Linked DNA regions of Homo sapiens: region 2 is linked to region 1. A link is an interaction called in ENCODE POLR2A ChIA-PET data of the cell type or tissue named here. Cell type or tissue: HepG2. All regions are shown on one strand. Each heading gives the region's core, and the rest is flanking DNA. Links, peaks and the distances in the headings are about the cores only.

What was found. ChIA-PET counts read pairs that join two places held together with the same protein. Peaks named below come from ENCODE experiments on the same cell type or tissue, not always from the same donor. Only the 100,000 strongest peaks of a DNase experiment are listed, where the experiment ranks them.
Region 2: POLR2A ChIA-PET joins it to region 1 with 12 read pairs; 4 of 35 experiments call an interaction of 5 or more read pairs at or near these places.

The regions. Positions count from the first base shown.
Region 1 is chr11:9,363,339-9,366,252 of GRCh38, reverse strand. No RefSeq gene overlaps it. Among named protein-coding and RNA genes, the nearest start is that of IPO7, 20 kb to the left of the region's middle. RefSeq lists enhancers at 1,006-1,707, 1,343-2,542 and a silencer at 1,533-1,712. In HepG2, for the core only: no CTCF peak of the experiment used is centred there; a DNase peak (open chromatin) is centred at 1,782; H3K4me3 peaks cover 1,050 bases.
Region 2 is chr11:9,161,339-9,164,252 of GRCh38, reverse strand. All of the region lies in intron 11 of DENND5A (DENN domain containing 5A), which reads left to right. Among named protein-coding and RNA genes, the nearest start is that of SCUBE2, 71 kb to the right of the region's middle. In HepG2, for the core only: no CTCF peak of the experiment used is centred there; no DNase peak of the experiment used is centred there.

The DNA.
Region 1 (2,914 bases), core at 251-2,750:
GTTCAAGCGATTCTCCTGCCTCAGCCTCCCAAGTAGCTGGGATTACAGGCGTGAGCCACTGTGTCCAGCCTAATTAAGCACTATTATACAAAAATGAGTTCTGGCTTCAGTAGTGTGGAAGTGGGAAGAAACTAGAGAAAGAGATAAACTACTGAGTCCTGGTACCACCAAGCAAGTTTCAGGGACCTTTGGAAAGTTCCCTCTGCAAAACTCCCATCCTGTTAGAACTTGTGAACCCCGAAAATCTGAGATAGGTCTCAGTTAATTTAAAAAGTTTATTTTGCCAAGGTTGAGGATACGTGCCCTGAGGACCTCCTTGAGGACATGTGCCCAAGGTGGTCAGAGCACAGTTTGGTTTTCTACATTTTAGGGAGACATGAGACATCAATCGACATATATAAGATCAACACGGGTTTGGTCTGGAAATGGGGGCTTTCCAGGTCATAGGTAGATAGGAGACAAATGGTTGCATTCTTTTGAGCTTCCCTCCCTCTCTCTCTCTCTTTCTTTCTTCATATGGAGTTTCCCTCTTTCGCCCAGGCTGGGGAGAAGTGGCCCAATTTCGGCTCACTGCAACCTCTGCTCCCGGGTTCAAGCGATTCTCCTGCCTCAGCCTCCCAAGCAGCTGGGATTACAGGCGCCCGCCACCACGCCCAGCTAATTTATATATTTTTAGTAGAGATAGGGGTTTCTCCATGTTCACCAGGCTGATCTCGAACTCCTGACTTCAGGTGATCCACCCGCCTTGGCCTCCCAAAGTGTTAGGATTACAGGCGTGAGCCACCGTGCCCAGCCTGGATTCTTTTTTTTTTTTAATCTTATTTTTTGAGAGGGAGTCTGGCTCTGTTGCTCAGGCTGGAGCGTAGTGGCTGAGCTCGGCTCACTGCAACCTCCGCCTCCCGAGTTCAAGCGATTCTCCTGCCTCAGCCTCCCGAGTAGCTGGAATTACAGGCGCCCACCAGCATGCCCGGCTAATTTTTGTATTTTTAGTAGAGACGGGATTTCGTTATGTTGGCCAGGCTGGTCTGGAACTCCTAACCTCAAGTGATCCGCCCGCCTCTCCTTCCCAAAGTGCTGGGATTACAGGTGTGAGCCACCGCACCCAGCCTCCAAAAGAGGCAATCAGATAACGCATTTATGTTAGTGAGCAGAGGGGTAACTTTGAATAGAATGGGAGACAGGTTTTCCCTACGCAGTTCCCAGCTTGACTTTTCCCTTTAGCTTAGTGATATGGGGGCCCCAAGATATTTTCCTTTGACGAATTCATCTCGGAAACCAAGATTTATTTTCTTTTGGAATTTTAAAAGTTTTGCTCTTGCATTTAAAAAAAACAGTGCGTGTGTGTTTCGCTTTAATTATTATTTGCTGCATTTTGGAACTGAGTCAGGCAAATCATTTTTGTTCCTAGGCAAGTGCCTTTGATCTTCAAAATCTACCCAGTCTTTGGGGCACTGCTGTCTCCTTTCACAAGGTCCTAATTCCCACTGAAACCAGTCTGTAGTATTTGTGGCTTGGGGCCACTTCAAGATTTCAAATTTCAGCCTCAGACTCCAATCCCCGGGCGGGATCCGGGAGACCCAGCCCCGTGCGGCCCCCGCCGAGCTGGCGGGGATTGCAACGTCGGGATCGTGGCGACGCGCGGGGCCCTGGAGCCCAGGCGCGCGGCCCCAGGCGCGTCAGCCCCTCCCCGCCGGCGTCGCTCGCCGTCGCCTGCGGTGACTCAGCTCTTCCGGTCACCGCCGTCACTGGTGGTTCCCGACTGCAGTGAAGGTGCGGACGCCAAGTCACTGCTCAGTAATGCTGGAGCCGCCGGCGTCCCGGGCCTTCTCCAAATGCGCTGCATTCCTGCCCCCACCATGACTCAGCGGCTTCCGCTCCGGCGTCAGCGGCGCTCCGGCCTCCGCCCGCGAGGCCCTGCTGCCTTCCCACTGCCCCACGGGGGCCACAACGCGCCCGCTTCCGCCCTTAGGTGTCCTTCCAAGCCCCTGAAAAGGTTTGGCAGCTTGATAAAGGATCCCTGAACTCCAGTGTTTAGGCCCTGCAAGGCTCTTCTCTGTACATTGAGGAGCTGAGGCCTCCGCACGGGAAAGTATTCCCCACCCCCCAGCGCAAGGAGGAAGTTAGCCTAAGACTAATTGAGGCAACTGAGGCCTCGGACAGCCGCGGGTCCTGAGAGCCCGATGGACCTACTTTGGAAGTTCAACGTTACCGTTTGCAGATGTGTGACACTCCCCTACTCCTACCCCCACTCCTACCCCCACCCACTTAACAGACATGAGGATTATTCCATGCCACCTTGTTGTTGGCATTGCGTAGCACATGGTAGGAACTCAGCAAATCTCAGCTTTTGTTTGTATTTTCTCTTTCTTTCCTTTTTTTTTTTTTTTTTTTTTTTGAGACGGAGTCTCCCTCTGTCACGAGGCTGGCGCGATCTCGGCTCACCGCAACCTCCCCCTCCTGGGTTCCTCCTGGGTTCAAGCGATTCTCCTGCCTCAGCCTCCTGAGTAGCTGGGACTACAGACGCACGACACCACGCCCAGCTGATTTTTGTATTTTTAGTAGAGACAGGATTTCACAATATTGGCTAGGATGGTCTCGATCTCTTGACCTCGTGATCCGCCTGCCTTGGCCTCCCAAAGTGCTGGGATTACAGGCGACAGCCACCGTGCCTGGCCTGTATTTTCTTTGAAATGCCTTTTAGATGTAGTTCTTCCTCTCCATGGACAGAGTCACCTCAGCAACTTCCTAACTGGTTTTGCCACATTCCCATCCAACTTCACACAATGACCGGGTGCATTTTTATGGCACACTGTATTCTGCAAGTCATTCCTCTGTGCAAGAAAATTTAATACTCTGTTGAATTTTGGTTTGAGTGGAAAGTCCTTTCCCTGGTATTTAAAGCGATCCATCATAG
Region 2 (2,914 bases), core at 288-2,787, 200 kb after region 1:
GGCAAAACCTCATCTCTACTAAAAAAAAAAAAAAAAAAAAAAAAAAAAAAAAAAAAAATTAGGCGTGGTGGTGCACACCTTTAGTCCCAGCTACTTTGGTGGGCTGAGGTAGGAGGATCATTTGAGCCCTGGAGGTCAAGGCTGCAGAATGAGACCCTCTCTCAAAAAAAAAAAAAAAAAAAAAAAAAAAAAAAAACCTGATTAATATATCAGTACTGATATTTTAAATTTAGGTTAAAAAAAACTCTGGCCAGGCATTGTGGCCAGTGTGTGTGTGTGTTTGTGTAAAACTTCTGTCAGTTCACTCTGAGTAATTAATATCTGTGATTTTTTTTTCCATACAATTTTGTCTCTTCTGCCTTTCTACTATGAAGAACATTGGTGATGCTGCATTTCTGCATTTTTTTTTTCTAAGCTGCTGGACTGTCATTCTTTTTTTTTTTTTTTTTGAGATGGAGTCTCACTGTGTCACCCAGGCTGGAGTACAGTGACACAATCTCGGCTCACTGCAACCTCTGCCTCCCAGGTTCAAGCAATTCTCGTGCCTTAGCCTCCCGAGTGGCTGGGATTACAGGAGTGCACCACCATGCTTGGCTAATTTTTGTATTTTTAGTAGAGACAGGGTTTCATCATATTGACCAGGCTGGTATTGAACTCCTGACCTCAAGTGATCTGTCTGCCTCGGCCTCCAAAGTGCTGGGATTACAGGTTTGAGGCACTGCACAACTGGCCTGGACTGTCAAAATTCTTAAGTCATGAGATGCATGACCTGGCTGTGACAACTTCCTATTCCTAGCCAATGATGACTGTGAAATACATATCAATTTTAGACATGTTAATATGTGGGAAAATATACATCTAGAATTGAAGAAATATAGTAATCAATGTAACATCACAAAGTATTGGCTTGCACGTGAGGCAACAGGCTGTTGAAAGTATAAATTGGTATGATGATTTTGGAAAACAGCATAGTATTGTTTAGTAATTCTTCTCCTAGGTATATTCCCTAGAGAAACTTTTGGAGCATGTCCCAAGAGATATGTACAAGAAGTTTACAGCAGCATTCTTTTAATAGCCCCAAACTGGAAACAACCAATCAGTTGAGAAAGCCAATCAGTAAGAGAATTAATAAGTATATTGTGGTGTATTCATGTGGTGGAATGCTATACAACAATGGAAATGGATAACAGTTATACACATCAGTGTGGATGAATTTCACAAATATAAACGAGTGAAAAAGCAAATCAGAAGCCAGGAGTATCAGCACACACCTGTGATCCCAGCTACTTGGGAGGCTGAGGTGGGGGGATTGCTTGAGCCTGGGAGTTCGGTTCCAGCCAGGGCAACATGCTGAGACCCAGTTTCTTAAAGAAAAAAAAAAAAAAAAAATCACAAAAGAAACATGCATGCCTATAGTCCCAGCTACTGCGGGGGCTGAGGTGGGATGATCAGTTGAATCTGGGAAGCTGAGGCTACGTGAACCATGATCGAGCCACTGCACTCCAGTCTAGGCAACAGAGAGAGACCCTGTCTTAAAGATACATACAGGCAAACCAAACCATATATTTTAGGGTTAAAAATATAGGTAATAATTTTCTTGCTTTTCTGTAGTTTCGTTGGGTAAGTGGTCACTTCTAGAGTGGGAAGGTGAATGGAAGAGGGCACGTAGGGTGCTTCAAAGATATAAACAGACAGTATTTATAAATAAAATACTGGCCAGGCGCAGTGGCTCATGCCTGTAATCCCAGCACTTTGGGAGGCTGAGGTGGGCAGATCACTTGAGGTCGGGAGTTTGAGACCAGCCTGACCAACATGGAGAAACCCCATCTCTACTAAAAATACAAAATTAGCCAGGCGTGGTGGTGCATGCCTGTAATCCCAGCTACTCGGGAGGCTGAGGCTGGAGAATTTGCTTGAACCGGGGAGGCGGAGGTTGCAGTGAGCCGAGATTGTGCCATTGCACTCCAGCCTGGGCAACAAGAGCGAAACTCCATCTCAAAAAAAAAAAAAAAAAAAAAAGAAGGAACTGGCCTGGCGCTGGTCATAATGATGTAATAGCATATATATATTATATATTTCACAATAAGAAGGTTAAAAACTAACAGTGGAAAGAAATATGCCAAAATATTAAGAGTTGTTGCTTCTGAAAAGTAGGATTGGGGTGATTTGTTTTCCTTTTCTTAGATTTTTATATATCACAAATTTATAGCATAGTTAAATCTTACTTTTGAACTTGGACTCAAAGTTCAGGCAGATATGGGTTCAAAGGCCAGATCTATTGCTACTTTGCTGTTTCATTTTGGACAATATATATATATATATAATTTAATAGAGTGCTATATTACGTATAGATTTTGGGCAAGTTACTTAAGAGAATTAAACTATACTTAGACTATAAATATACTATATTGTTTTATACTATGTTTAAATTTAGTATATTGATTACTGTATTTCTCAATTTCCGTATTGGTAAATTGGGAACAATAATAATAGTTACCTCAGATTGTTAGGAGGCTTAAATGAGATAATGAAATGCTAAGTACAATGCCTGACATAGTACTTAATAAAAACTGTGATTATCATTATGCAGTATGTGTTTTCTTGGTTATGATCTTACAATAAGCAGTTGAAAATTTTTATGTAAAATAAATTACCTCCTCAATTTTTGTCCCCTTGACAGTTATTTCAGATATGTTTCTAAGTTGTATGTATGCTCAAAGGTTTGTTTGGTAGGGTCATTTAAGCAGTGGGAATCAGACAATGTCAGAGATAAGCATGACTGAAGGGTTTATTTGTTTCTTGCATAAATGCAAAAACTGAATACAGAGTGATGAAATCACTGGCCAGGAGTCATAAAGATTGCTGTGTTCTTATCCTTTCCTTAACTACATATTTTTTTTTTTTTGAGACGGAG